Regions from separate parts of the Homo sapiens genome. Here region 1 is linked to region 2. A link is an interaction called in ENCODE POLR2A ChIA-PET data of the cell type or tissue named here. Cell type or tissue: A673. All regions are shown on one strand. Links, peaks and the distances in the headings refer to the core of each region. The heading gives the core; the rest is flanking DNA.

What was found. ChIA-PET counts read pairs that join two places held together with the same protein. Peaks named below come from ENCODE experiments on the same cell type or tissue, not always from the same donor. Only the 100,000 strongest peaks of a DNase experiment are listed, where the experiment ranks them.
Region 1: POLR2A ChIA-PET joins it to region 2 with 19 read pairs; 2 of 35 experiments call an interaction of 5 or more read pairs at or near these places.

Annotation. Positions count from the first base shown.
Region 1 is chr5:167,558,063-167,573,797 of GRCh38, reverse strand. All of the region lies in intron 4 of TENM2 (teneurin transmembrane protein 2), which reads right to left. Among named protein-coding and RNA genes, the nearest start is that of TENM2-AS4, 94 kb to the left of the region's middle. RefSeq lists enhancers at 1-122, 123-748. In A673, for the core only: a CTCF peak has its summit at 7,980; a DNase peak (open chromatin) is centred at 8,017.
Region 2 is chr5:167,900,139-167,915,873 of GRCh38, reverse strand. The region is part of intron 5 of TENM2 (teneurin transmembrane protein 2); the gene reads right to left. Among named protein-coding and RNA genes, the nearest start is that of TENM2-AS3, 46 kb to the left of the region's middle. In A673, for the core only: no CTCF peak of the experiment used is centred there; a DNase peak (open chromatin) is centred at 7,073; H3K27ac peaks cover 1,245 bases.

The sequences.
Region 1 (15,735 bases), core at 6,875-9,374, 340 kb after region 2:
AATGTGACGCCACCTTTTAATCTTTTGTAAGAGTGAAAAGGCAGAAAAGGAACGCTCGATCAAACTGAGCTGCATACATGCCTAAAACTCGCAGGAGAGGCTGCTGCTGCCTGGCGAAAGCACCGCTAGGCTTGAGTGTAAGAACAGAGAAGAGAGGAGAGTCAATGAATTGTGACAACGTATGTGCATCAAAGGCAGGAGGAGAGAGAGAACAATGAGCGAGGGAAAGACAGCGAGGAGAGAGGGAGAGAAGCAGAGAGAGAGAGGGGGAGAGGGGGAGAGAGAGAGAGAGAGAGACAGAGAACATCAAGAAAAGAGAGCGGGTTTCAGGCAAAGGATTCTCAGAATAAAGCCACAGTGCAGTGTCTGGCAGCTTCTGTTTTTATCTCAGCGAGCATGATACACTGCCTCTCTCATTTAGAAACACATTCGTGTATCTCCCAGGTTTGAAAACTGAGATAATCGCAGTGTGTCTCTGGGTTTGTCTGATTGGCATTTAACTGTGTGGTATACCTGTGATTTTTTAGGATGCATTTATGTGCAATTTATTTCGCATATTTATTTATGTAGGCAAAAATGAAAGCTGCTAATTTCTACGGCAATTTGCAATGTAGTTTTACTGGCAGATGGAACTCTACTTATCATAACTGCTGACAAACTGCCATGGGTAAACAAAAGAAGAAACAAATGCTTCGTCTTGATAATTGTCTTAAAGAAAAAAAAAAAGAGCCCACACCAAAATATTAGCACTACAAAACCTGTGTTTCCTAGTTCAAGTTTAAACGGTGTTTCTCTTCATTAGTTTTCATTAATAAAGGCAAAATAAAAGGGAGGGCATGGTGTCTGAAGGAAAGGTATTGGAAAAGAAGCTATTAGGAAAGTGAAAAACCTAAATTATTTCTGGTTTCCCTCCAAATGTGACAACAGGATTGCTTTCGTGAGTCCTAGAACAGAGTTTTTGAGTCACTATTGCTACAGACTTTTACTGCATCCTTCTCCCTTCCTGTACCATTTTAAAGAAGGTTCCATTTTTGACACGAAGTCGAAAAGAAATGATTTCCCAATTCAAATTGTTTCAAATGGTGTGTCACCAGCTTTGTTCCATTTCTACTCATCTCCTACCACATGGGGGCTAGGATTACACAGTTAAATTCCCTAAGTGACCTCTTTTATAAGAATGTAAATTGCTGGTTCCAAGGTCAACTATTTGGTATAAGTTATTGGTGAAAATGACTGCTTACCTTTCATGGTAAGCAGAGCTAAAACAGTAGTAAGTGAACAGGAAGAGGAGATGCCCAAGCTTTTGACTGGCCATCTCTTCGAAATTAAGCAATTCCAATATCCGAAAGTAAATTCTATGTGCCCTACTTATAACAATTATCATTTTAGAAACATAAAAAATAGAAAAACCCAAGTACACAACCATTTCAACTATCTTATGTCCCAACAACATATCCCCGGACCCTAGGCATCTTGCAATTTGGAATTCCTATGTAAGCCACCAGATATAGAATGAGAAATGGTCCAAGAAGAATAACACTCTCTTCCCCCACACTGGCCACATTGCTGTGCCCAAAGAGGGATTGCTTAATCTTGTTAAACTCGAAGTGTCATACTCTTCATGGTTTGCCAATAGGAGGGTATGTTTTTCCCTTGGACCCAAATAAAGAAGTAATCCCCACCTCCACCCTAATGTGCTTAGGATGAAACTCTACTTATCATTAAGGCAGAGCAGAGAATGGAGAACACACAGGGGCTGAACAGAAGGCAGCTGGCCAGAGAACAGAGAGTGCTCAGATGTAGAAGGGAAAAGGGAGCTGCAAGGCCTGGCTAGCAGGGAGGGAAGTGGTGACTGGGAAATCCGGAAATCTCTGCGGACATTTTGCAGAGTGTATTGGAAGCAGCCTCCTTTAAATGACATTATTGATACAGGTTCTACAGTTAAAATTTACTTTATACAAGGGAATAAGTGGACTGAGAATTTTCTGCCAATAAAAATAAAGACCCAGTTACAAGGATGCAACTATTTCAGCACGCAACTATTTCAGCACAATAAAAACAGGGGAAGGGGCCCGAGGTTTATTGAACAGCATCTGCAAAACATTGTCAATGAGAGATAAAAAGAAATCTCCAAAGCAGACAAAAGGAGAGATTTTTTTAAAGCTACAAATGGCTATCAGTGCTGTTGTTTATTTTTACCGCTTCCTTAGTGAGGAGGTGGGTTCCCTGAGTGGATATCATTTGTAGTGGAGTGGATATGTGTGATTTAAGATACCTTGAGTAGGGTGGGGGGCTAGGTGATTATACTGGGGTGACCAAGTCATATTAATATTTCTTACAGGAATGTAACTTTTATGTGACTTATTTCTCTGTGGGAGAGCTTTACATTCATATGCTTATATGACAGCGTATGATACAGTAGTTAAGTGCTCAGTTTTTGGAACCAGGTTACCCTGCCTAAGATTGAATCCCAGCTCCACTACCTACTGCTGTGTGACCTTGACTGAGTTATTTTGTCTCATTGTGTCCTCATCTTAAGATGGGTGTAAGGCTACCTGCTTCATGGGTTGTCATTAAGAATAAACAATGTCTGTGCCGTGGTAGGTCCTGCTCCCAGCACATAGCAAGTGCATCAGTAAATGTGAACTTCCATTGTTAGGAAACCCACTCAACAGCTTTTTAAAATTTTAAAAATGGATAACATGGACAATATTTCATCACCTCAAAATGGATGACTCATAAAGACTTCTTTCCACTCTGACCCTCTTTACAAGCTACAGTTCTTCAAATTCCCCTCTGGGTTTTTCCACTTGGATAATATGCTTAAAACTCAATAAGTTCTACCACTCAACTCATGAACTCACCCTCGAAGCAAGCCCTTTCTCCAAATCTCCTCACCAGTGTAAAATGTAAAATCCTTCAAGCCATTCAGGGCTCAGTTCTTCCCCCACCACAATCATTCAATTACCAATAACTTAAATACCAACCCCATATCTCTTAAAGTTACTGTTTTCAGACCTCTGACATTTCTTGATTTGTGTACTTTTGCCTGGACAGTTGCAATAATTCTTCAATGCAGCTCTTCTTTAGGCTGTTTTAGTTGTGCTGAAACACATGAAGGGCGGTGAAATGCAACACCCATTCCAGGGGGCATTCCTAGGGTTCTGGCAAGGACTGCACCAGAGATCGTAACACCGCCTTTCCCCTTCTCAAGAATGCACTTGGAATCTGAATGAAAGGAGAATGACATTATTCTACATACGACCTTGACTCTGCCCTAATCTATAAACTAGCTAATGTTTGGCAAACAAATACTTTTCTATTAGTGCCTTGTTCATTGTGACACTTCTCCCAACTGTCGTGACACAGCCATTGAAAACAGCCGTTTTAAGAGGTTTTTTTTTTTCTTCTCCAATTCATCCTTCTTAAAATGCCACTCTGAATGACATCCATTCCCAATAGTTATTGATTGGTCAATTGAAAGTCTGTTTTATTTCATTATCTTATGTATCGGCTTGCACATCATCTAAGGTTCACAATTCCTTAGAGAATCAAGTGCAGATTTGTTTGCCTCAACTTCAGTCGCCTCTGTGGTTTGACACCAACCTATCCATGTAAACACTGGTTCTATCCCTACTGCACAAGAGCTTACTGTCCGCCCAGCCTGATGCATATGCATCCCTTTCAGAGCCTCAAGTACATTATTCGTTCTGTTTAGAACGGCCTTTTCTCTTTCATATCAACATATTTAACTCCAATCTTTTATCAGAGACCAGGACAGGTTACATGTCCTCCACAAGTATATCCTTGACTTTCTTGGTTTACATTGATGAAACTGTTAATTCCCATAGCTATCACAGTGCTCTCGGATGTATCATAATTAGGAGCTGGGCTTTGGGGTTAGTCCTAAGTCCAAATTCCCACCCTGAAATTTGTTTCCTAATTGTGGAACATGGGTCAAATTCTTTTACTCTCTAAACCCTGCTCTCCCCATCTGTAAAATATTGTGAGAACTTAATAGCTAATCCATGTAAAGCTATTATATAATAGCTAGTATATAGCTAACACCTACCCAATAATGAAATAGTTCATAGTAATGGGAATGCTTCTTAAATGACAGGGACTTATCATTGCCTCTAATTTCTAACCTTGCAACAACTCACCAAATGGCTGTTGCTGGAACCATTTTACAGACAACAAAACTGAGATTTAGCAAAATTAACTTACCCGACATCACACAAGGAGCAAATGGCAAAGCCAGGATATTAACCCTTGTCTTCCTACCTTCTAGTTATTTTTATCCATGTCAGGCATTCAGACTTAGCTTATGCCACATTGGTTTATTATTACTTGGCTTTTCTGGTTTGTGCCCCGTTCTTCCATATATGTTTAAATTAAATGAGAACAATATTCACATTTTAAACACTTTGCATCTTTAGTACCTCCCACAATCTGTAAACAAAGTAGCTTGCTTATTCGGTAAATATTTGTTGAGTGTTTGATCATCTATGCTCATGGGGATTAAGTTTTTAAACACATTTAAATTCAGCAACACTTTTTTTGGGGAAATGTTTTCATCACGTTTTCCACGAAAATCATCAAAATTATACAAAATAATATAAAAGACAAACATTACATATGAATGATGTAGCTATGGCTGCACAGATAGAAACAAATGCAGTTCTCTGCAAAAAAAAAAAAAAAAAAAAAAAAAAAAAAGCTGTAGGAAGGTGATACTCATTGATTTCGGTCCTCATACTTGGCATTTACATTCTGCTTGAAGATGGGCCCCTCAGGCCACCCATTCCATGCATGGAAAAGGAAAAGTTATTAGCTGATAGTCATCCTTTTAAGGTTACACAGAAAGACAGAACTAACCACACAAATACCCACAGCGTTTAATCACCTTTAATTCTTTCTTTTTAAGTAAATGCATTAATTATGTTCTCTTTTATTTTCTCTCTGGCTAAGTCTATATAATACTAAAACAATCTGGAACAACATAAAAAATTCCATCAACCTATGTGATGTTTTTCTGTGTACATGGTGATGAACAATATTGTTGAATTTTCAACAAGTTGAATAAATGCTTTTATTTGAAATATATATTTTTATACACACACACACACACACACACACACACACACACACCATGGTCTCTGCCTGTCTGTGCACAAATGAAAAACAATAGAACTAAGATAAAGAACTGCCTGTGCTCCCCATATTAGGATAATCAATGGTGTCACACACTTACTGTCTTGAAATATTTGCATAAACTTCATGAAGTCAGCGTGTTTTTATTGTTGTTGTTGTTGTTCACTGCTATATTCCTAGTAGCTAGACCAGTGCCTAACACATGGTGAGTGTTCAGTATATGTGGGTCTGATACATGAATGAGCCATTCAATTTTGCCTACATTCATCTATTTCTAGCAGTGTTTTAAAATCTGGTCTATACACCTCCAAACACATTTTGTACCCTGCTATCTCCCTATGTTTTCCTTTTGCATGGAAGGATTTGTTAAATGTATGCTATCCTTTGTTCAAAATAAGATACTTCTCCAACCAAAAATATTTTTTCTACATTATATTAGCTCACAGTAAATGCTCTTTCCTCCCATGTCTAAGCACCCATTGCCGAGAACATTTTAATACATATAATTTTCCCATTAATCTTGTCCTGCCTTTGGATATCTCATACCATTGGTGAACTGTTATTCTTCTAATATTACTAGGTCTTTTTTATTTGATTTATATCTTACTTCATCACATAGATTTTAAGTATACTGAAGGTTACATGAGCGAAGTATTTTTTTTTTTTGTACAATATATATTGCTATTCCTTTGAGTACTACCTTGTACCTAGAATGCACTTATTAAAAAAGACATGTTGATTTGGTGGGCATGCAATTCTGATGGGCATGCAATTCTGTCATTCGGAAATTATGTGAAAGAGCTTATAATACAGTCCCTGGCCTTTTAAAAACTGTTGTTAAAATACAGCTAGTATAATGTAAAAGTGCATAATTTATTTGTAGCGTTTTTACCCCTGGGGTTGTATGAAAGGCCATTTATTTATTTACTTTGTTATGTATTTGTGTGTGTGTGCACATGCTGCGCATCAACCAGTGTTCAAGTTGGTGTCAAAATTAGCTCATCCCAACAAATTGAGATTCTTGTGGTAGGAAGAATTAACAACTGCCCTCTGGAAGCATATCGTTTTCCCCCAATCGTTTATACATTAGTTGGAAGTCAGTTTGTGTTGACCCATGGGCAGCTAATCCTCAGAGAGAGAGTTCTCAATTCTATAGGGTCTCTTCTAGGAGGTCATTTCAGGCCCAATTATACAATCTCTCTCTTCTACGAGGTTTGTTTTTCCTTAGGGTGAATATGATATGAAAGAACATTGTGGAAGAAACCTCATCTTAATAAGCCTTTTACCTTGGACAAAATAAGCTTTCTTAAGAAAGATTTTTCACCCTCATAATGCTTCCTTCTTGATTCACTAAAGATTCATGCTCCTGAAATTGCCTATATATTTTTTCCAAAAAGAAAAAGAAATTCTCCAAAATAAGAAAAGAGCATAACCTTTGAAGTTTCAAAAAAGCCCTTAATGTATCTTTCTTATTTGTAAAGATGAGATAATTTGGGTCGATTTTTATATCCGTTTCCAAACTTGCAATGAGTATATAATGTGATTAAAGGTTTGTGATATAAATAGTTTTCTGAAATTAGTTTATTGGCTTATTATAATTATATCAGATCTTATTTAGCCAATTAAAACAAATTATTTTGCTTATAAAACTGCTCACATTAATTAACATGTTCTGGCATTTTGGTTTTTGTCTGCTGAACAGAAGTCTGTCTTGTCTGTTTTCCATTTCTGTTTTGCATAGTAATTGGAACAACCCCTTAAGTGAAAACCAAAGTAGCGGAGCCACCTTATCATAAAGTAAAAATGGAAAGCAAATCAAGAGAGAACCTTAAATCTCTGCTTCCCATGGTGGACCGAATAGAGTTGGCCTCAATGAAACTCTAAGTAAGAATTTACGTTCCTCTCCATTGAGTTGAATACAGGCTTTGGTGGACTATTTGGTTCTTGTTACTGATGTTTCTCAATATGGAACGTTTGAAAGCATCCAACCAGAAGTTGCACAATGATCACAGCCTTGAACGTATTCATCAGAAAAACGCATTCACTGCTACAGGTTTTATTTTTACAGGAACCAGTGTGCTGCACTGTTTGCGAGTTTCTTCAATGCTCTTACCCATGACAATCACAAAAGCAATTCACAACCTTACTTATCAGATAGTTCTGTTTTACAATAATCTGGTTGCTATTTGTAAAATCCAGGAAAAAACAGTGCAATTTCTGATGCTGAATATCTGAAAAGCTCTGGAAGCTGCTAGGAAGAGATATGCACTAAAATATGTAATGTGATGGAATTACAACAGACAGACATTCTGGAGGGTGTACACTCTAGTGCATCTCAGAGTACGTGACATCTAATGGCGCTACTTTCAAGATTTGCAAAGAAATTCTGCATTTAAACGGCTCCCTTCCACTCACAGTTTTCTTAGCTCCCCTATTTAACTCTTTCATTAAAAAAAAAAAGAGAACTCTCTCAAAAAGAATGATCAACCAAAACAATCGCCAGTGAATAACTGTTTCCAGAACAAAATGAAAGTAGGGATCTCAATGAGATCATTTATTTCATGAGCTAGTTCCTAAAACTTTAGATGTACCATAAAAGCAAAAACATCTTTCTGATGAGAATTTAACTCACACAAAAAAGTGGTGATTTTAACAGCTGACAAATCCCCTATAATAAGGGGCTTAAACAACAACAACAAACAAACAAACCACTTTTCCAGTGATTAGTCTGTGCAGATGTCAAAGAAAAGTGCCATACACTCCCTTAAAGAATATAGACGCCAGTTAAATCTTTTTGGGTGTTTTCATGACCATATATTAGTGTGAGAGCAAAATGGGAATAACATACACCACTGAGAGGCAGTATAGTGCAATAGATAAAGTGATTGAATTTCAATCCCTGATCTCAGCACATAGCATTAGCTAAATTACTTCACCGCTGTCTACCTCAACTTCTCCGTCTATGAAATGGGACCAGTATCTCCAAGTTTCTGATAATAAGATAAACAAAAAACATTAGCATATTTATAAAGGCAGATAGCCCTATCATTTCTTTGTGCAGTTAAATTCTACCAAAGCTAAATCTACTCTAAGAGGAAAAAGAATTGCATTATGGAAGCTAAATGTTGTTCCGGAAGCTGCTGGGGCACCAATTAATAGAGTGATGTAATAAACCACTCAATAATCCTGCACTGGCTGAAAGAATTAATGCAGCTCACCTCTGTTGCTGTGAGTGCAATACCATGTACTCAGAGGGTGCTCGATAAATATTAGCTGATGATGATATTGACAGGGTGCTGTGTAGTCACGGCACTAAGTGAATTGCTAAGTTTACAATTGTACAGAAAACTCGTTGAATAATTATTGGCAATAAAAGAAACCTATCCCTGACCTCATTTACTATATTATGACATCATCTCACGCATAATAAGACCATCACCAATCCCTGGAAGCTTAATAGCCTTGTCCTACTGACTTGACACAATAAAAATAAGGTCATCCTGTAAAACATATTTAGAATTTGGGTACTTCTTAAAACTTTCATTGTTAGCACTCTGTTGCAGTCTATCACCATTTCTTTTCTGGATTTTGTAGCGCCTCTCAATTGTTTTCCATGATTTCTACTTTAGGCCCCTGTGGCAGTTCCTTATGCTGGGGATTCCTAATGTATCTTACCTTCGTGTATTCACAGTCTTGTATAGTTCTCTCTCATACTGACTCTGGGATTGGCCAGACTCTGGGATTGGCCATGACTTGCTTTGGCCAATAGGCCATTAACAAACATGATGCAAGAAAAGGCACAAGAAGTTCTTGAGCATAGGGGCTTGCCCTGCTGGAAGAATGCCATCCCCATGAAAGAAAGCCTTTTCTGGCCTCCTAGAAGATGAAAAACCAAGAGGAGGGAAACGCTCAAATATTTCATGGAGTCCAGCCCCCATGAAACCCACCAGCTAGATGAAACTGTACAAGTGAGTACAGGCAAGTCCCCCAAAAGAACTGCCTGTTGGACACACCAGAATGTGAGCAACAATCATTTCCTCTTGTTTCAATCTGCCAAGTTCTGCTGCATTTTTTATCTAGTAATAAATTACTGATACATCCCCTGCTGATTATTTCCAACTCTGCTAATCAGGGTGATTCTTTTACAATGTAAGCCAGATAATCTTACTCCTCCTCAAAGCCATCTATGAGCTCCTTATCTCAGAGGAGCCCAAGTCTTCCTAAAGACTTGACTTTCTAAAGACTTGACATGCTCTGCCCTTCCCTCAATTTATCCGATGTCAACTCCACTAATCTCTCCCTCACTTTTCTCTTTTCAGCTGCATAGGCCTCTACCTCAAAGGTTCTTCTTCATGAACATGGATTACTTTCACACTCTGTTTGGGTGTTTCCTCCAAAATCATTTTTTCTCAGCAGGGCTTGCCCTGATCAAACTGCATCATCTCCTTGCCCCCAATTCTCCATCCTCCCTTTCTGTTCCTTTCCATTGCACTTAAGACTTCTAAATCACTATATGGTTTACTGATTTTGGTCACTGTCTGACTCGCTTTCTCAGAATGTAAGCTTCAAGAGGGTCAGAAGTTGTCTTTTTGGTCCCCACACTTAGAACAATGGCTGGTACATAGGATAGACTTAGTAAGTACAGTCGTGCACCAGTTAGCCATGGGGATACATTCTGAGACATGAATCCTTAGGCGATTTTGTCATTGTGCAAACATCATAGAGTGCACTTACACAAACCTAGATGGTAAACCCTACTTCACACCTAAGCTGTATGGCATAGCCTGTTGCTACCAGGCTTCAAACCGGTACAGCATGTTACTGTCCTGAATACTGTAGGCAATTATAACACAATGATAAGTATTTTAATATCTCAACATGTCTAACCATAGAAAAAGTACAGTAAAAACACTGTATAGAAGATAAAAACGGTTACACTATATAGGGCAGTTCCATTATAATCTTATGGGACCACTGTTGTATATGAGGTCTGTCCCTGACTGAAATGTTGTTATTTGGTGCATTACCGTATTTGCTAAACTATAAAATTAATACTTCTGGTTAGGGTGCCCAGGGCTACAGATTGGGTTCTATATTTAATGGCAATGCTGAGATTGGATAGACTCTGTAAGGACACACAGTTGGTGCAACTTACAAAGATTTACGAGACATCACTTGGCAGAAAACAGAAGTAGCCTTGTGGTCAAGGAGAAGAGAAGGTCAAGAAGGTTCTTTGGGAAGTATTTCATCAGAAGGTCTTTTCACAGGTGGTGAGAACCACAATCAAAAGCAAAGAGAGGCGAGTACTCACCAGAATAGCCACCATGGAAAGGCTAAGGAGGAACCCAAGGGAAGAAAAGGAGACTCTCCAAGCCTGCTTGAATTTAAAAGGCAAGTGGCACAGGGAGAAAGATGCCTCCAAAGGGTAAATCTGATCTTTTTGTGGAAGACAAAGTTTATGATGTGCTTGCACCTTTTTCAGGAAAAGCCTAAAAATAAAGCCAAATATATCTGAGGCTTGGTCTTTTCATGCTGATATCAGAGTTGAGAATGCACACTGAGCCAACATTGCTACAGTACCTAGGCATGTGCCCAGGGATGTGACACACTGGCATTTAGGCTCCATAAACATGTAGATCACAAGTGGTAGGCTTGCTTTTTCTTTTTCTTTTTTTTTTTTTTTTTTGAGACAGAATTTCGCTCTTGTTGCCCAGGCTGGAGTGCAGTGGTGCGATCTCGGCTCACTGCAACCTCCGCCTCCCAGGTTCAAGCGATTCTCCTGCCTCAGCCTCCCGAGCAGCTGGGACTACAGGCGCCTGCCAACACGCCTGGCTAAATTTTGTATTTTTGGTAGAGACAGGGTTTCACCGTGTTGGCCAGGCTGGTCTTGAACTCCTGACCTCAGGTGATCCACCCGCCTCAGCCTCCCAAAATGCTGGGATTACAGGCATGACTTGCCACCATTTTCTATTTGACTGATCACAAGGTTGGCCAAGCAGCAGTCACAGGCTTCCATTTGAATACTTCACATTCTGAGCTCTTCTCAGGAGAAAAGGTCCATCTTACAAAGGCACAGTCTAGGCTGGCAGCGTGGCCTCCAGCTCTCAGTTCAGGTGTGTGGACAATAATTTACCTTAGTTAGTGCAGAACAGACGTGACCTGGGATGACTTCACCTCACCAACTCAATCTTTGTGCAAATCTTATCTGAAACCATCCATTTTCCTCCTTGCCCACACCTCATTCTCCCCATTGTTCTGCAATTATTTATTATCTGGGTCCGTAATTGTATTGTTTCTAGCAGCCATGCAAACTCTATTGTTAGGGGGAAAAAATGCCTCTTTGCCCAACTAGATTCTCTTGTGTGGGGAATAAAGGATGTTAGAGCTCTTAATATACAGCTCTCTATGTTCAATTTTCCTAAAAACGAAAATTGCCAAAAAGCAAAGCATGCAGGAGACGGATGGATGGATGCCATCGCAGCCTCACGCTCCTGCTGATGGATGGTGTGCCCTGAATGACTGGGAGCACTCACTAACTCACTGCCATACCTCCTGCTTTCAGGGAAGCTGGCACAGCCATCCCTTCCAAGAGCGAATCCCTCCACGCTCACCATCTCTTTAACTGCCTCACTTAGTCATACCCGGCCTTTTCCAAAACCAAAGCACCAACAGGCACAGAGACTATCCCAGCCCAGCAAATGACGAAGCTGAAAGGTGGCGCTAGGACTCTGTCTCTCTGTCTCTCTTTTTATTTTTACGGTTCTAATGTATACATGTTAGCATTTGATCTCACTTAAAATATTTACTTCATGATTTGTGGTAGGGGAAATGTCATTAAAAAAAATTCCTTTAGCTTAATTACAAAAGATGTAAATGTGGTCTCACTTGCAGAAAAAAGTTACTCTTAACAATGAGGTGTAAATTGGTGTCTGCTTAATCTATTCACAGCAGGAATAAAGCCTAACACTCGCCTCCTCACCCTTATTTTTGCAGTAGTACCTGGGAAATTAATACCTTCTTGGGAGCTCTTGCAGCATCTCTGATTTTTTAAGGGAAAAACAACATAGACGTTTCATCTTGATCTTTCTACCAGCTGTAAGGACATTTATTTTGCTCCATTTTGGGCAACTGTTTTGAACCACGGACCACAGTTACACTGTCTGACCTCCGTCATGGGCAGCAAAAGTTCAGCCTTCTCCTCTTCCTCTAACAATTATGGCCTCCTGCACATCCCAGAATGGAGTGAAATTAATAGGGGAACCAGAATGTTATTTATACAATGACCTTGGGCTCCTGGGGGAATTGCAGGCCCTATCCTTTCACTTATGATGTTTTACATTTCAAAGAACCTAGCTCTCTTTGATATTAAAGAATGAAATGTGCAATGTAATTGTTATTGTTTTATGACCTTTAATAGGTTAATCAGGTTGCATCAGGTTTTCCAGGGTGTGATTCTGTACCAAAGGAAATGATTTGCCTCATAGTAGATGGATTCTGACAAAAGGGCTCAACATTAATATTTGAGAGGATGAATATACCAAGGTACCTAAATCCTCAAGAAAAAATGGTGATTTTGCTTACCTCAGTTCCTCTGTGGATAATAGCGATTTCTCAACTGGCATGATTGACATTTTGGGCTGGATCATGGCTTGTTGTGGGGCTGTCCTGTGCATCACGGGCTGTTAGGCAGCATTCCTGAACTCTACCCACTAGATACACACAGCCCACCTTCTCCCCAGTTCATGACAATCTAATGCCTCCAGGCAATGCCAACTGTCCCCTGGGGAGGAAAATCAACCCCAGTTGAGAGCTATGAGGGTAATTTTTTAAAGTTGAGGTGGGGATGTTCTTTTTGGAATTATGATATAGTATAGAACCTACTGGCTGAAATGATAATTCATATAGTAGTAGCTAATGTTTCTTGAGAGCTCTCTGTGAACCAATTAGCACCATGCCAATTGCTTTATATGTTTGCTCCCATTTGATCCTAAAAACAAACCTATGAGATAGCAATTATGATCTGCATTTTACAGTTATGGCAACTGAGGCTTAGAGGAGACAAATAATGTGCTCAAGACTGCCCAGCTGTGAAGTGGAAGAGTCAAATATGCCTAAACCCAGAGCTCCCTTACAGGTGGCACTCTTCCCTTTCTGGTGTACATACTACCACTCTCCCTGTGGTTATAATCCGAATATCTGCATTAAATTCAGGAGTTGATCAAGTACCACTGTGCTAGGAAAATCACCTACATGCTAAACAGATCTAAGAAAAAAAAATAAGGCGATGCTTGCCCTCAACTGTCGCATGCAAAATGAAGAGTATAATACAGAAATAGGTAATAAAAGGTAAAATGCAGTAAGAGAGACTAAAGAGGTTAGAGACGGAGTGCTCTGGGACCACAGCCTTCAATGTACACAAGAGTCACCTGGGGTGGTGTTAAAATGCAGGTTTTGATTCAGTAGATGTGGACTGGAGCCTGGGATTCTGTATTGCTAACCAGCTCCTGGGTGATGATGGCACTGGTCTGAAGACCTCACTTCAAGCAGGTCACTGTTACTGTGCTGGGAAGTGTAGCTTCCATGCATTTGAGAAGTGAGGCACAACAGTACGGATCTGAGATGCCAAGGAAGCATCGCCACAGAGTGGGAGGGGTGAGAGGAGGGGTGGGGATTGCCTTGGTCGTGAGAGCCACCCTTGTCTGTCAGCCCTGCACTTGGAGCAAATGTGGAGTGCCTGCATTTGTCGACCACCCACATATACAGCTAAACATCTGCTATTTTTAAAGGACAGATATTAATTTGAAGCACGAAAACACCTACCCATTGAACATAACTGATTTCTGCAAACACATTATATTCTCATGAACAGTTTCATACTTTTGGAAGAGAAGACTTCTTTCTCTCCAAAATACTATGATATGGGATACATAAGAAATATCTCCATGCCCCCTTACTCCCACCCCTACAGGCACTGAGATATGAATGGCTGTGGAGCTGCAATGGGCCACGCATGTATTTAACAAGGAAAAAAACTACAGGTGGGAGGCCAAGAACAAAAAGAGATTTTTTTAATCCAGTGAAGATCACTATTAAAATGATGGTTCTGAGGACTGTAAACTGCATTACCATTTGTTTAGCTGTGCTCAGAAAGTCAGAAACCAAGTCCTGTAATAAACATTCCTAAAGCAATGGTTTGAGAACTGATCTCCACTAATGGTTGTGGCCTCTTCACCCAGTCCACAGTGACCATGACAGATCACAAACTGTTTTGTGACATCTGGATTTGACTGGGGGTCAGAATGAAGGGGATGAATTTTGAGTCACTTGGCTTTCTGGGCATATTCAGCTAATTCTCCATCCACATTGCAGGGGGACACAACGGAGGGATGATTTGCTGGGATGTAGAGATGGACCATAGTTAATACAAAGGCTGAGACGCTGAGAAGTGCAACCAACCAACTACTGCCATATTCTACTCAGATATGAAGTGGGAGGTCTGAATTGTATATATTTGAGGTTATGGGTGTCACAACCATTCAAACTGCATTGCACAATGATGGAGTAAGATTGTGAGTTTATGTTCATTCATTAAGCTCCCACTATGTGCCAGGCCCTGGGATGTATAGATCAACACTGTTGCTCCTGTCCTCAGGGGCTAGCTGAGATAAAGTGTTCCCCATTCATGAATCATTTGTGTTATACCTTGATGATTTTTACTGCTGACTGTACCTAATTGATATGTACTCAGTTTTTTTTTTTTTTCCCTTGGACCAGCAGTCCCCAACCTTTTTGGCACCAGGGTCTGGATTCATGGAAGACCATTTTTGCATGGACCCAGTGGATGGTGGTGGTGGGGATGATTTCGGGATGACTAAAGCACATTACATTTATTGTACACTTTATTTCTATTATTATTACATACTCACCATAATGTAGAATCAGTGGGAGCCCTGAGCTTGTTTTCCCGTAACTAGATGGTCCCATCAGGGGGTGATGGAAGACAGTGACAGATCATCAGGCATTAGATTCTCATAAGAAATGCACAACCTAGATCCCATGCATGCGCATTTCATAATGGGGTTCATGCTCCTATGCGAATCTAATGCTGCTGCTGCTGATCTGACAGGAGGTGGAGCTCAGCTTCGCTCACTCACCTGCCACTCCTGCCATGCAGCCGGGTTCCTAACACTACTGGTCTGTGGCCGGGGGGTTGGGGACCCTTGCTTTAGACAATTTCAGTTTTTATACTTTCAATTTGGCCTCATCTTAAGTAACAATATCTGTGAAATTATGTGTTTGAAGTACTTCTCAGGAATGATCAAACCAGTTGCTAAAATATTAAAATAAACTTCTGTGACTATTGGAAGACAAAGCCTACCTCAGCCTTGGGAGTGTCTACCACCACCCTGGGACTGTGGCCAAGCCTCATGGGCTTCCCCAGGATCCAGAAAATTCAAAGTCAGACCAGGCACAGGCTGGAGCTTCTAGCATCCTGATGCCACACTCCAGACAGTGTCTGTTCTGACGGGCTTGAACCCATTCCTTAGTGGTTCTGCTTCCAAAAAGCACTGAAGGTTTCTG
Region 2 (15,735 bases), core at 5,640-8,139:
TGGACAAGATTACTTAACAGCAAGTCTATTTTGGAAGAGTAATTACCCTCCCAATCAAGGAAATACAATCTTTTCATGAAATAAAATGCTGAGTATGTTTTCCTAGGGAAAAAGAAATACAGATCATCTTTCTTGTTAATACATAGGTTTTCTCTCTCAGGGATGCTATGAAGGCTGAAGGTGTTCTGTTCTTTTGGTTTATGCCTTTAATTTTTGTTGTTGTTTTTGTTGTAAGGGGAGGGATTGGAGAATGGGGATGAGGTGATAATTGGTGAATCGATACAGGGGAACAAAAGATTTTGCTGGGAAAGTGAGACCCACCCACATGCTTCAAATATCAGCAGAGGAACAGAGGCCAATGCCAGCTGAAGGGAGCTGGTGGTTGGTGGGGGTGTAGGGGAGAAAAGCAATTCAATATGGAGCAAATTTTAGCGAACAGGAGGGGAAAAGACACTTCCAAGAACGGATTCAGACACCTTACATGAAAGCTCAGTTGGGATGAGATTTGACCATATGTTGTAGGGATTTAATTTCTTCCTGTTTTCCTGTCTTTCCATCTCCCTTCCCTACTCCTGTGGACTACAACCCTTTCTGACAATACCACGTCTAGCTGTGCTGCATGTGTCATTTGGGGTCTACCTTTTTTTGCAGTAATGGACATTGAGATGTTAGCATCTCAAGGTTGGGGAAAAACTATCTCCATCCACTCTACACTATCATCTTCTCATCCCAATCGGGAGTGAAGGGAGGTATGGTAGGTGGGATAATGGCCCCCTAAAGATGTCCACAACCTCATCTCCAGAACCTGTGAATATGTTAACTCGCATGATATTATGAGTTAAATTGTGTCTCCCCACCACAAAGATATGTTGATGTCCTAACCCCTAGGACCACACAACGTGACCTTTTTTGGAAATAAGGTTATTGCAGATGTAACTAGTGAAGATAAAGTCATACCTGAGCAAGTGGACTCGTAATCCAAAATGACTGGTGTCCTTATGAGAAGACAGCCACGTAAAGATGCAGAGAGACACAGGGAGAGCACCGTGTGACCACACAGGCAGAGAGAGAGTGAGGTGTTGCAGCTGTAGGCCAGGGAACACCAAAAATCTCTGGCAACACCAGAAGCTAGGGAGAGACAAGGAAAGATCCTCCCTGAGAGGCTCAGGGAGCATGGCCCTGCTGACACCTTGACTTTGGACTTCTAGCCTCTAGACCTGTGAGACAACAAATGTCTGTTGTTTGAAGCCACCCATTCAGTGGTAATTTGCAATTGCAGACCTGAGAAATGAATAGAGATGGCCAGGGGGAATGAAGGTTGCAGATGAGGTTAAGTCGACCAATCAGCTGACGTTGAGATGGAGAGATTATCCTAGATTATCTGGGTGGACCCAATGTAATCATAAGCGTTCTTATAAGGGAAAGAGGGATGCAGAAGAGAGAGAACCAGAGAGACAGGAGCATGAGAAAGACTCAGTCTAATGATGTTGGCTTTGAAAACAGAGGAGGGGACATGAGCCAAGGAATGCAGGCGTCCTTTGGAAGCTGAAAAAGGCAAGGAAATTCAGCCTTGCTGACTCCTTGATTTTAGCACAAATCAAACCATTTTGTACTTCTCATTTCCAAAACTCTCAGATAATAAATGTGTGTTTTTAAAGCCACATCACTGTGGTAATTTGCCATAGCAGCCATAGAAAACTATTGCAGGGAAGTAATGCTGAACTTGTACAAGTCAACTCAGAGAGGTAGAGGTCCCCCAGGCTCAGTCAATATAGGAAGACAGGGGAAGACTCTACTATCCTCCCCTTCCCATTTAAGGCACACAGGTGATTTTCCCTTCTATACACATACAATAAAAAGAGTAGTCATAATAACAACAGCTGCTAACATTTATTGATTGCTCACCAGACGCAGGCACCATTCTTAGCAGCACTTAATATACATGGTCTCTTCTAATCCTCGCAACAACCTTAAGTACTAAACTCTGTGCATATGTCCATTTTACTGATAAGAAGACAGAGGCAATAGAAATTAAATAACTTCACCTAAGTTACAAAGCTGGTCAGTTGTGCAGCTTGGACAGGAATCGACAGAAATGGCAGTTAGGTGGGCATCACAGTAGTTTCTGGAGTAAATAGACTTCCTGGGGATGGGATGGCCAGACAAGCTGGAGAACGAGATATAACCCCTCTGTCCTTTCTGTCTATAAAAGCATCAGGAGAGGAAATGTACACTGCAAGTTGCTGTCTATCTCGGTTTCAGATTTCTATTGTTTCAATTTCTCCACCAGAAACTAGCAGTAGATCAATGCTGAAGATATTCAAAATCTTGAAGCTAGTCTCAATTCAGAAATTGGCAGTAAAGAGATTGAGAAATGGGAACATGTTGCTTTTTTTCTCCCTGTTTCAAATGTAGTGCCAATATCCTGTCGAGAAAAGGATAAAAAGAGCGTCTGCATAAATAAATATGCTTTGTAACACCACTTAAACTTATTCTTCTTGCCCAATATGAAAATATGATTGGTGGCAGTATGTGAAACTTGCTTCTTTACCGCTTTATCAAAGTTTATAAAACCCACTGATCTTTGGCACAAAGTCAACACACTGAAATCCCATGCAAAGAGGATGAAGTCAGCCCATTAGAATGTAGTCAGAAACTCCAGGTTGTACTAGGAGAAGAGGCAGGTGGATGCAGAGTTAAAATGGTCCACCAACCAGCTGGCCAGGGAGCTTGGGTGAGCGCCCCCATGGTTCTCAACATTATGGCAATGCTGCTCTATCTCGCTGAGGTTGCTGCATAGTTTTTTTTCTCTGGAATGCAGGGATGCTATGGAATGAATGCCCCCAGGCCTTTTAAGAGATAGCCCTGTCATCCATCACATCATGCCTGCCTGAACCTTTCTTGCTGCTTGGCTGGTCCTGTTCCATCTGGGAATACCTTCTCCTTTCCTTGCCTTTGCCCAGGGTGTACCAGTGGCTGGCACAAGGAATATTGATGGACAAAATGTGTACATTAAGTAAATTACCCCCACTCTCTAGTTACTCTTGGGAGAAGGAAAGGTATTTTGAATTTCTATATTCAAAATCAGTGTTCTAAAAGTTTCTTATGCTTTGACCATTCCCTTTGCTTCACATCCTAACACGTAACTGACCTCTAACTGTTCCTTGGTTACCTCCAAAGTCATTCCACAGACATTTTTGGCATGCCCATGAGATGCCAGGATCTCAGGGCACAGGAATAACAGACTTGTGCCCTTCCCTTCAGGAGCTCATTGTCTGCAAAAGCAACGTGCAAAAGGACTTTCCACTCACCCACTCCTTCCTCCCACTCCCGTTGTATAATTGATTCAGTTAACATGTGTCGACTGAGTGACTACTATGTGCTACCACTGTACTACCTGCTGGAGAACAACAATGAACTGGGAAAGCCTGGCCTCTGCTCCCAAAGAACTCTATTCAAGAGAAAGCTAAGTCTGCATCAATAGATGAATGGGTAAAGAAAATGTGGCATATATACACAACAGAATACTATTTATCCTTAAAAGAAAAAATCCTGTCATAGTGACAGTAAGCCTGAACCTGGAGGACATTATGATAAGTGAAATAAGACAGGCACAGAAAGACGAATACCACCCCTCTCAATTACACGTGGTATCTGAAAAGGTTGACCTCACAGAAGCAGAGAGTAGGGTGGTGGTTACTAGGGGCTGGAAGGTGGAGATTGGGTAGATGTTGGTCAAAAGATACAAAATTTCAATTGGAATGAGGAATAAGTTCAAGATATCTATTGTACAACATGGTGATTATAGTTAATAACAAAGTATTATATACTTGAAAATTGCTATGAGTAGATTTTAAGTGTTCTGACTACAAAAAAAGTGTGCAAGGTAAGAGATATGTTAATTGATTTGATTTAGCTATTCCATAACATTATGGACATATCCATTACATACATATAACAGAATATCATGCTGTATATCATAAATATATATATATTTGTTAATTAAAAAAGGAAGCTTATTGTAAAAGAGAAACTTAAAATCAATTATTCATGGTAGTAAGCCACCATCCCCAGTTGTACGTATTTCTGTAGTCTGGTAGTGCCCTTGGAGGACAAGGACACTGCCTGGCACACAGCTAACACCAATAAATATTCGCTGCGTGAATGACTGTTGGAATTTACTTATTTCTACACGCCATGGTGAGTACTCCTGCCCCAGTGCTCCTGGAACTAACCCAAAGCACTCCAGTTGTAGTTCCAATGTGTAACCTAGGGTAGGTGCCCAAGAGATATTTGCTGATGTCATCTGAGTTTCTTTTGTTTTTGTTTTGTTTTGTTTTGTTTTTTGAGACGGAGTCTCGCTCTGTCGCCCAGGCTGGAGTGCAGTGGCGCGATCTCGGCTCACGGCAAGCTCCGCCTCCCAGGTTCACGCCATTCTCCTGCCTCAGCCTCCCGAGTAGCTGGGACTACAGGCGCCCGCCACCACGCCCAGCTATTTTTTTTGTATTTTTAGTAGAGACGGGGTTTCACCGTGTTAGCCAGGTTGGTCTCGATCTCCTGACCTCATGATCCGTCCGTCTCGGCCTCCCAAAGTGCTGGGAGTACAGGCGTGAGCCACCGTGCCCGGCCCTTGAGTTTCTCACCTCACTAACCACTCTACAACATGGATTATCATTTTTGTGAAACAACTCCATTCTACAGTAACAATTAAAACCATAGATAGTTACATTCATCCCAAGTAAAACATGATATGATTGTACCTTACTACAAAAGGAAATATAAAATTACTCTTAATTCTTGAGATTGTTGTAGTTGAAAAAAACATCAAATCTTCTAATAAGAAGTTTACGTTTTTTGAGCTCTTAATAACAGGTTTTTGATGCATAAATACGCTTTTTTCCTAGGGTTTGTTTAACCAAAAAATATGTATTCATAAATTGTATAGTCCTCAATTTAGCAGAGATCCAAAGAGAATCTGAGAGTAATGATAGGTTCTTGCTCTTATGAATTTAACTGTGCTGCCATGGATTTACTTATTTTAATGTAACTTAGGATAAATTATTCCTCTATAAATATAACTCCTTCAAGATTAGGAATTTTTTTATTCTGTGGAAGGACACTATTTAGTAAGAGTATTCAAGACAAAGAACGCAAAAAAGCGTTCAGAAACATCTGCTCCATGGAAGAGTGATTTAATAATAGTAAAACTGTAGTATAAAGGTTAGTTTTTTGGAGGAAATAAATAAGAACTGAGGTATAAGTTAGTGGAGTTCAATGATGGGTCTTTTTTGTGTAAGAACAGTTCGGATCTTGGAGCCACAAAGAAATGCAGATGCTAGAAGGTTTCTTTTTGTTTGTTTTTTTGTTTTCTTTTTTCCTCCCAAACCAAACCTACTTTGCATGACTTTATTCTTTTTGCTTGTGATGGAGGGAAAGAGGATATTTAATCACATTTTGAAGAGGCAATTATACTAGGTTTTGGAATTTTGGCTACCCCAGGGACTCACATCTGTGTGATTGTCATTTTCTGTGATTATTGCCCTGAATGGCAAGGGCATTTAATCTTGCATGCCAATTCTGATTGATTAGTAGTAGCTGCCTGGAGGACCGCTGAGAAATATTGACAGGCTCCATCTGTTCCCAGTGGGAAAGAGGGCTGTGATCGATTAGTGATGTCTGCCCTGGGTGCAAGAATGAGAAGTGTGTAGCACATGTGCCTGTATCTGCCAAAATGAAGATAATTCCAAAACCATGAGAGAACATTTTCATTGTGTTGCATTGTAGATAGATAAATTACACATCCAAAAGTACCAGATCAAAATCTCATTTTGTGGAAGTCCTAAGAGACAAGTCATAGGTCAGTATTATATAATTATAAGCCCAATCTGCCCTTCAAAAAAAATATTGACACAGAGTCTTACATTTTGTCTAGATGTGTTTATGCTGGAAAAAAAAAAAAAAAAGCCTTACTCACAATTTCAAAGCCAGGCATTAACTTTGGAAGGCATAATTTCTCCCTAAACACATGACTTTAATAGTCTATCCTCTGTTTTATCCATGAGATAAGTCTGTTCTATATTTATGTTTCTCTCTTCAAAATAAAACTACTTGTTCAAAATTTTATTTTTGATTTGCATGGTAACATCTAGGCATTTGGGTGATAATACAGTCCTCTAAACTTTGGGTTCAAATCCTAACTCTTTGTCTGTTTTTACTTAAAAATGAGATTTCTAATCTTTGCAAATGCAGATTTGATGATTGATTGTTAAATAAAGATTAGATCTTAAGGCTGTAAAAAACCTCTTAACCTAAAATGTACTGACAAATAAGAATTAATGACCACACAATTATAAATGAAGGGCAATATCTGAGTAGTGACAATGTAGATTTCATTGAGTAATTTTACAGTGGCAGTGCAACAATACTTTCAATAAAATTATTATTATTTTAGATTTAGGGGGTACATGCACAGGTTGCAGCAATACTTTTAATAATCCATCATTCCCTATAGAAGGGAGATTAAACACAAGTGATTACATTATGCAACAGAACAAAGGAAATGTAGTTAATACCGTGAAAGTAAGTCAAGGACCACACATTTGGTCCACTTCCCTTACAAAAGTCCAACTGTAAACTCGGACACAGGAGAAAGTAAAAAACAAAGCAAACTTCTGTGTGTCACCAAAGATAAAAAATATATGCTGTAAGTTTCTAGTTTGTTTCCTCTTCTTCCTTTAGAAAAGTGAATTCTCTTCCTTGAAAAAGAATAAAACTGGTTCAATTTTTACTAAAAAAAAAAAAAAAAGAGAGAGAAAAGAAAACGAAAATATAAAATTCAGCAGAAATGTCACACTGAGGAATCATAATAAGAATTAAATATTATTTAAGTCATGCATAACCACTAAAATATATGACCCCTTTCCATAAATTGAAAGGCACTCTATTCAGCAGATTATGGGCCTCAAATGCTGAACTAAGGAAAGCTTCTATGATGCCCATGGTGTGCAGACCTAAAGATTAACTCTGATCTGTGGTAGCTTCCTCTTTACACAAGCAATACACTCTGGCTGGAGAACTGCCAAGCTTGGACTTTCTTTTCTCTTTCCTCAGGGCATATTTGTTGAGAACCTATATGCTGAGGACTGTGTTGGGAAAAGAGAGAAGGAGAGAGAGAGGGAAACAGAGAGGGAGAGAGAAAAAGAAATAGAAGAAAAGCAAAGAGGGGAAGAGAGGAGGGAAGGGGAGGGGAGGGGAGAGGAGGAGAGAGGAAAAGAGAGGGGAGGGGAAGGGAGGAGAGGGGAGGGGAGGAGAGAGGAGAAGAGAGGGCAGGGGAGGAGAGAGGAGAAGAGAGGGGAGGGGAAGGGAGGAGAGGGGAGGGGAGGAGAGAGGAGAAGAGAGGGGAGGGGAAGGAAAGAGAAGGGAGGGGAGGGAAGGGGAGAGGAGGAGAGAGGAGAAGAGAGGGTAGGGGAGGGGAGAGGAGAAGAGAGGGGAAGGGAGGGGAGAGGAGAAGAGGGGGGAGGGGAGGAGAGGGGAGAGGAGAGGAGAGGAGGGGAGAGGAGAAGCGAGGGGAAGGGAGGGTAGGGGAAAGGGAGGATCGGATCCTTTTTCCTGAAAGGATTTACAGCCTGCTGAGGTCCTGCCAATTGTCTCCAGACAACATTTTTAGGCTCATCTGTTACTAACAGAATGTGTGGTTCTAACAAGAGAAAGTCTAGGACAGAGTGATTCCGAGAACCAATAATTGGCCAGAAGTATTAAATCTGCAATCAGAAGGAATGCTCTAGTCAAAAACTCACTTTGATTTTACAGACAGACAGAGATAATCAAATTGAATGTCCTCATTTTACAAATGAGGAAACTGAGGCATATGGGCACGTGACTGGCTCTCTTATGGTTATCTATCTATAAACATGGTGTCTTTATTAACCGGAGAACTTTATCTCCCCTAAGAGGTTCAATGTCATCAGCTCTATCAGATTTAATTAAGTTAGGGCATCATCATTTTAACAAATTGGCTGCATGGTTATTAATGCAAGGTTCGTGGAACTTTTATCTCTGTGGTGGGGCTGCCAGAGACAAGATGGAATACATAACTTCCTAAATTTTTTTAAATATATTTTATAATTTATTTATTGTAGAAATGGAGTCTCACTATGTTTCCCAGGCAGTTCTTGAACTCCTGGCCTCAAGCAATCCTCCTGCCCCAGGTTCCCAAAGTGTTGGGACTATAGGCATGAGATACACCCAGCCATAAATTCTTAGCTCTATAAATATGCTTTAAGAATTTATGATAATACATACATATATATATATATATATATATATATATATATATATATATATATATATTTAGGGTGATCTAAACAAAATTACTAAGGCAGAAAGGCCATCTTGATCAAGAAAGTTATTAATTTTTCCTGGCTACTATTATTTGGACCTTTTAATCAGTTAGTGTTATTAGTGACCACATTTAAAATGACAATGTTCACCTTTCGATACAATGCTTTGTAAACAAGGGTCTGTGAGTTTTTAAAGTTGACATGTAAATGTATGGAATATAGTATTTCAAACTTGTACTCTTTTAAGTTGCTATGCTTCTTTTATTTTTATGTTATTTATTTATTTATTTATTTATTTATTTGAGACGGAGTTTCACTCTTTTTGCACAGGCTGGAGTGCAACGGTGCGATCTTGGCTCATTGCAACCTCCGCCTCCTGAGTTCAAGTGATTCTCCTGCCTCAGCCTCCCGAGTAGCTGGGATTACAGGCATGCGCCACCACACCCGGCTAATTTTGTATTTTTAGTAGAGATGGGGTTTCTTCATGTTGGTCAGGCTGGTCTCGAACTCCCTACCTCAGGTGATCCGCCTGCCTCAGCCTCCCAAAGTGCGGAGATTACAGGCGTGAGCCACTGCGCCCGGCCTGCGTCCTTTATTTTAGATGTCGTCTGCTGCATCATCCAGGATGGAGGGTCTCTTTTAATTAGATTCTATGTCAGGTCTCAAAAATATCTGCTCCTCCCCACTCCCTCCTCTTTTTTTAGCTTTCCTGACTCTCTTTTTTAATCAAAGGGATGTAACGTAGCCAATTAGCAGAGAGCCTAAAAAAAGAGAAGTAAGAAACAACAGGGGGCACCATTCACATTGAACACCCCCCAATGCACAACTTTACATAAAAAACAACGTGAATGGCGCTCCCTGGAGTTGTGTACCCACCCAGAGTACACTCCTTGCCTTCATCAGATGGTCTATGTGGAGTCAAGATCCTGACTCTTAAGCCTCATTATGGACAGGCTGAGGCCAGAGTGGGTAGGAGGTGCAGGTGATTGCTTCAAAATGCTGACCTTGAGTAGTTTTGTCAAAGAAGAAATTGAGGGGTTTGATGGTGGCCACTGAGTTCAGGGTTGGTGCCTTTCTCAGAAAATCAGGGGCTGCACTTGGGCAAACAGGTGCACGGGCTAATTGTCAGCTCCCTGGTGCGGCTTGCTAGTCACTGGAGAGCAGGCTTGCACCTTAGGAGTTCTTTGAAATGTTCACTGATTTGATTGTTTAGCACCACCCACAAGAGGTTCTTAATTGCATTCCTAGAGCATTGGCTTTCTATGAAAATTACTTAAAACACAGCTTAAGTGTTAAATCTGAACTGTGTAATGTGCAATTGAGGGTTTTTATTTTATTTTATTTTTTTTAAAATAACCTCACTCCTGGCTGCCTCCTTGTAGGAAGCTCTGACAGGTTCAGTGGGAAATCTTGGGGCTGGCGCACATTATAAGTTATCTCCTGCAGGGTTGGCAGGTGTGAGCTATGTCAAATAAATTTATTACAGTCTGTGCTAATAATGAAAATTATAGAAAAGCTAGATGAAAGTGCTCTACAGCCAGCTAATTTGAAGCTACCTTACTAGACAATAACAAGCTCCTAACAGTTTTTCCTTTTTTTAAAAAACACTAATTATGCTTAATGTTCCCTGTCGCATTAGCTTTCATGGTAATTATATTTCAAAACTTTTGCAATTAGGGTGCAGTTAATATTGTGGAATATTGCAATTATTTTTCATTGTGACACCTCTATTGAAAGCTGGTGGCATAATGATCACATTGTTCAACTAAATCAGAACTGTAGAAATATGGCAAATGAACCAATTACACATTATTATTTCTAATTACAGATAATGTCATTTTCTCCACTTTTGTCCAAAAGAATTTCTCAAACACAGATATCCCAAATTCTCCTATTTGTAAAGACTCCCTCGTTTTCTCATCCACACACTGGTATATTCTTATATTAGTGCCTTGAGTGCTAAATTTAAAAAGGTCTCATAGGGATTTCTTGGATTTTCTTCCTCTACCCCTAGCCCCCTCCTGTGGAGTTTTTAAGCCAGATGCTCTCATTGAAAAATCTCAGCCTTAGCCCAGCTACTGACAGCGTGCCACTGTTACGAGCTGGTATGAACTTAGCTTCTCATAATCATCTTCAAGGATGGCTCATTTTTATTCATTCAACAGGTCTAAACTCCCATCCCAATGAAGATTCATTCGTGGTAACTCCATCTATCCCAAATACCTTCTAAATAGTGCCTATTTCCCCCTTTTCCCAGCCACAAAACGATGAGGTTGAAAGTTGATTTTTTTAGACTACCTGTGTATTCCGAACTGTCGGGAAATGGAATAGACATCGACAGAGGGTTTCTAGGAAACAGTTATGTTCGCATTTGGGGGTTTCTTTCTTTTTACCTCTGATTTTTCCACATACAACCGCCCTAGTAATAATAGTTGCAACCGTGAGATCATTTTTGGACTCAACATTTCTGATCATGTGTTTTATGAAATGCTGTCTGACTATCCTATAACCATATCCTGAAATATATATGTCAGTTTTACAGATAAAGAACCTGAAGCTTAAAGAGTTGTCCAAGATTTCATACGTACTCTGTGGCTATTAAACTGAGAGAAAGAAGCTCTTTTGACTCAACCACAGACCCTAAAGTCAAAGTGACCAACTGTCCCTTTTGCCCAAGACTGAAGGGTTTCTGAGATGAGGCATTTTCAGTGTCAGCACCAAGACAGTCCTCAGAGAACTGGCAGCGTTGGTCACCCTCCTTATGGGTTAAGTTAACTTGTCTATGAATTGGGAGTTAAAAAATGTTTTATACATTGGGCTTTCTTTAAGTTCTGAGTTTTCTGAATACAAGACAGACACAGGGGGAAATGAGAAAAAATAAATAAAAAGGTGGATTTAATCACTTTCTGATGCTGTTTTCTGATTAGCACGTAATCTCTGTGTGGGGCGGGGCTGGGCATTGTAACTCATACAAGCATGCAAGCTCGATCAGTATCCAGCGTGTGGTAGGGACTCTGTACTTATTGTTATTGTGAAATAATATTACTAATATTAATAGCTTCATTTATAGAGGCCTTATTAAATTACTTTGCTAGTTAAGTGCATTTTCTTAATTAACACACACATCAATGTACTAAGGAAAGCAGTGTTGTACTATCTTTATCCCTTCTTTACCAATGAAGAAACCAAGACATAGAGTCTAGGTGATTGCTCACCATTGTCCAGGTAGGATGTGGGGTGGCAGGTGGGGATGCAGCTCTGATGATCCTCTAACCCATGCTCCTAACCACACAGTGTACTTCAGCTAATCCAGCCCCTTGATGGTATTGACTCTCCAAGAGTTCTAAGACAAAGTATCTAATTTAGGGGAAACAATTTTCTATTTTCCTGCCTGGGGGGCATAAATAGGCATATATTTTTCTGCTTGCCAATAACCATGAGACAGCAGACAACCTTCCCAGGCACATAGCAATGCTTGGAAATTCTCTGTCATCTGGTCTAGATTAAATTGACCGCTCAGATGAATTACTATAACAGCCTCCTAACTAGTCCCCCATTTCAATTCTTGCCACTCTGCAATCCTCTATTCAGCCAGAGTGATATTTAAATACGTGTTTGAGCACACCACATCCCATTTTAAATCCACCAATAACTTCCACTGCAGTGAAATCCCAAACCCAAGCCTCTTGCCATGGCTTGCATCAGCACTTAGCCAACATTGATGTGCTTTCCCAGGAACCACTTGATAATCAAAATTCAGAAGGTCTAAGGTTGGGATTCTCCATTTCTGAGAAACTCCCAGATGCTGCTGATGCTGCTGGTGTGACATCCACCTACTATTCTGTCTCCTTTCAAACTCCTCTCATCTGCCTGGTTACACTGGAGCTGCACACATTTTCTCCTAGTTCCTCAACACAACCAAGAACTTTCCTGCTTCTTGTCTTAGATCCTTTTCCCTGCTGTTTCCTTGACCTGAAAATAGCCCTTCCACCCTCCACCCCCACCCCAGCCACCCAAACCTTGTCACATGGGTGACCGAAATTTCACTTTTCAGTTTCAGCTAAGAAGTCACCTCAAAAGCCTTTTTTTCCTCCATTCTACCTGAGTAGGCGGCTTCATGTGATTGTCTAGCTCAGCACCCTGTCTCTTTCTGGCATCGCTCTCACATTGGTAATCATTATATTTTTATTACTCCAAAATCTTAAATTTCACTTTAGAAGAGAAGCTTCGTGAGCTTAGAGGCCACATCTTTCTTGGGTACTCTTGAGCTCACAATGCTTATAACAGTGCTGGCTTGGGGTAGGTGTACAATTATTATTAGCTGAATGGATGCACCATCCAGCCAAATATAAGATTTACTCTTTTCTTGCATGAAGGCATCTTTTATATATATGTTTTCTAGTTGTTTTTGAAATGTTATTGAATATTGACAAATTATAATTGTACATATTCATGGGGTACAAAGTGATGCTATGATATATGTATACAATATGAAATGATTGAGTCAAGCTAATTAATGTATCCATCATCTCAAATACTTATCATTTATGGTAGATTTACTTAAAGTGCAACAAAACGTTCATGGGAATCACTACCATTTGAACTGCCTTTTCCTTAGGCTGTCAAAGCTGTTTTTCCCAGGAGTACAGAATAATATGTAAAAATGCCAGATTTGTTTTCCTGTTCAGAACAAATACAGCCAACCTAAATGTCCTGCTCCTTTTATATAAAGTGGGGGAGTACAAAAGCAAACTGTCACACACGATCACTTTCCAGGCAGAGCTGAAGTATTGCAATATGAAAACAGGTTCCCCTTCATAAGATACAGAGAGTGACAAAACATTTAAGTGACATCGGGTCTCATTCTCGATGAGTCGGCTGCCATAACACTTTATTTATACAACTCATTCCATTTCTCCCAGGAGTTTTACAACCGTCTTATCAGTTTTCCTCCTGAGGAGGTAACTCCATAGGACGGATTAATCCTCTTAGGCTGGGGCAGCCCCAGGAAGTGAGTTAGGAAGTGAGTTATGTTATCTGTGTCGCGGAGGCAGAAGCTAGGGGCCGAGGAGGCTGGATTGGCCTTGAATCTGATCTTGAGAAGAGTAAGGTAATTAAAACGACAAGGCAACCAACTGCACCAATGACAGAAGCAGAGTTCTTTTCTCCAGCCAGCCTTCCAGATTCCAACCCCAGTCCACACCTTGAGAAGACAGTTTCCAAATCCTTTATAACAGTTGTCGAGCACTTTTTACACTTTGCTTTGAGTGTTTAGATTTACTGAGGGTGAAAGTCTGGTATCTTTCATACTCACTGCAGCTTCTTGGGACAGAGGGTACATGCCCATGCACCCCACCCCACTCCCCACTCCACTCTCATGCACAAACACCCAGAACCTGCTCCTAAAAATCTGTTGCATGTTGGCAGAATTCCACTTAGCCTAACCCAAGATGGCCTCAAGAAATGGAAGGGGATTTGCTCCTCAAAATGAGCCTGCATAAAATGTGCAAAGGATAGGACGATTACTTAGGATATGGGAAAACAGACTCGCTCATACACCGTTGCTTTCTATGCTAATATCACATTTTGTTGGCAACATATAAAGTTATAAAAAGATTAATTGCCTGCGATCTTATATTTCTACCTCTACAATTTTATTATAAGGAAATAAGTATAGATATGCAAATAAATTCTTATATAAAGAGGATCTATTTAGTATTTTACATAACAAAAAATTGAAGCAACAAAAATGCCTGTCAAAAGGGGGTAGATTTTTAAAAATTGCGATGTGCCAGCATGATGGAAGAACATTAATACGGTGCTCTAGCATAATATTTAAAAACATACTATAATATCAATAACTATTATTTACCAAGCAATTATGACTGTACCAGGTGTGGTGCTAGGCCCATTCAATGCACTAATTTATTCCTTCTCACAATAATGTTATGAGATGTTATGAGTATTGCTCCTACTTGACAGATTAAGAACTGCTAGTTAAGTGTTGGAGTCTGGTTTCCAATCCAGGCAGACTGACTTCAGAACCCAAACTCTAGACCACAGTGTCACTGCGTGCTGGTTCATGGTGCTGTATGTTTCCATATGATAGAAGTGTCCTTAGGTAATAGCTCAGCCTGGTATTTGAAAACTGTAAAAATATGTAATGATCTAGAATTAGGTAATACCTATTATATAATTCTATACCACAAATCATAAATATGATTTTTTTCATCCTTACATCAACATTTATTGAGTATCTACCATGTGCTAGGAACCGTGGTAGGTGCTAACAATTCAGTCAGGACCTATTAAGATAAACTGAAAAAGCGTGTGAGAAAGAGAAAGAAAGAGAAAGAGAAAAGGAAGTTATATATCAAAAGGGTAACAGTGATCATCTCTGGGTGTTCAATTTTGGGTGGTTTTCATTGTCTTCTTAAATTGCACATGCATATTCCAATTATTCTGTCGTGTTCTTAGAATGTAGGAAAAAACATATCTAATTCATGTTATTAATGAAAAAAAATTCAAGGAATTAAAAGGCACACATATTCCAAAAAAGACATCTCAGGCCTTTTTTACATTCCTGTCCCCCACCCCGCAGGACTCCTCAGGAGTACATCCAGTCCTGTCAATCTCCCACAGAAAAGTCCCCCAGGTGGTCACTGCTGTCTCCTCTCAAGGCCTCAATCCCACCTCACCCCCCCACCCCAATCACTCCAGTCTTCCTGCTTCCTGAGCCTTCAATCAAGACAGGACACGCCAGGCTGACTGAAGGCTTGACCTATTTCAGACAGTCTTTCTCTGCCACGGTCATAACTAGGTGGTTATTAACCAACGCAGTGATTAACAAGAAAATTAGCCGTTTGAAAACAAGGCCAATCCTCCAGTCCTTCCACTTCAAAAACTAATCTGCATCAGCCTCATCTATCCAGGCTCATTTTCGATGAATTCTCACAGCCAACTTTCACTTCCAAACATGAGAAATGATGTTTTAAAAACCTTGGGCTTATAAATCATTACCCCCACTCCCAACTTTTATTTGGATCATCAGAGCAGCCCTAATGGGAACACATATACAAACAGAGAGGTCCTCATGCCAAGCCTGGAAAAGTTTCTTCTCTTGCCTGCTGGGAATATCATTTAACCTCTCAGTACCGTAATTTCCACCTTCATGATACACAGATAATAATTCCTCCCCCACATAACTGACGGTGGTTTCATGTATGGAAAGTGCTTTGATAATTTTTTTTTTAATTGCAAGAGAAGTCCCAATGCTGTTTCATAGCTCACCAGCTTCTCTCATCTAAGGGCTTCCTAATGCACCAAAGGGAAAACGTTTGCCTCAGTGCAATGTTTCCGGAGAAAGATATCATTCCTTTCCTTTCCAAAACCCCCC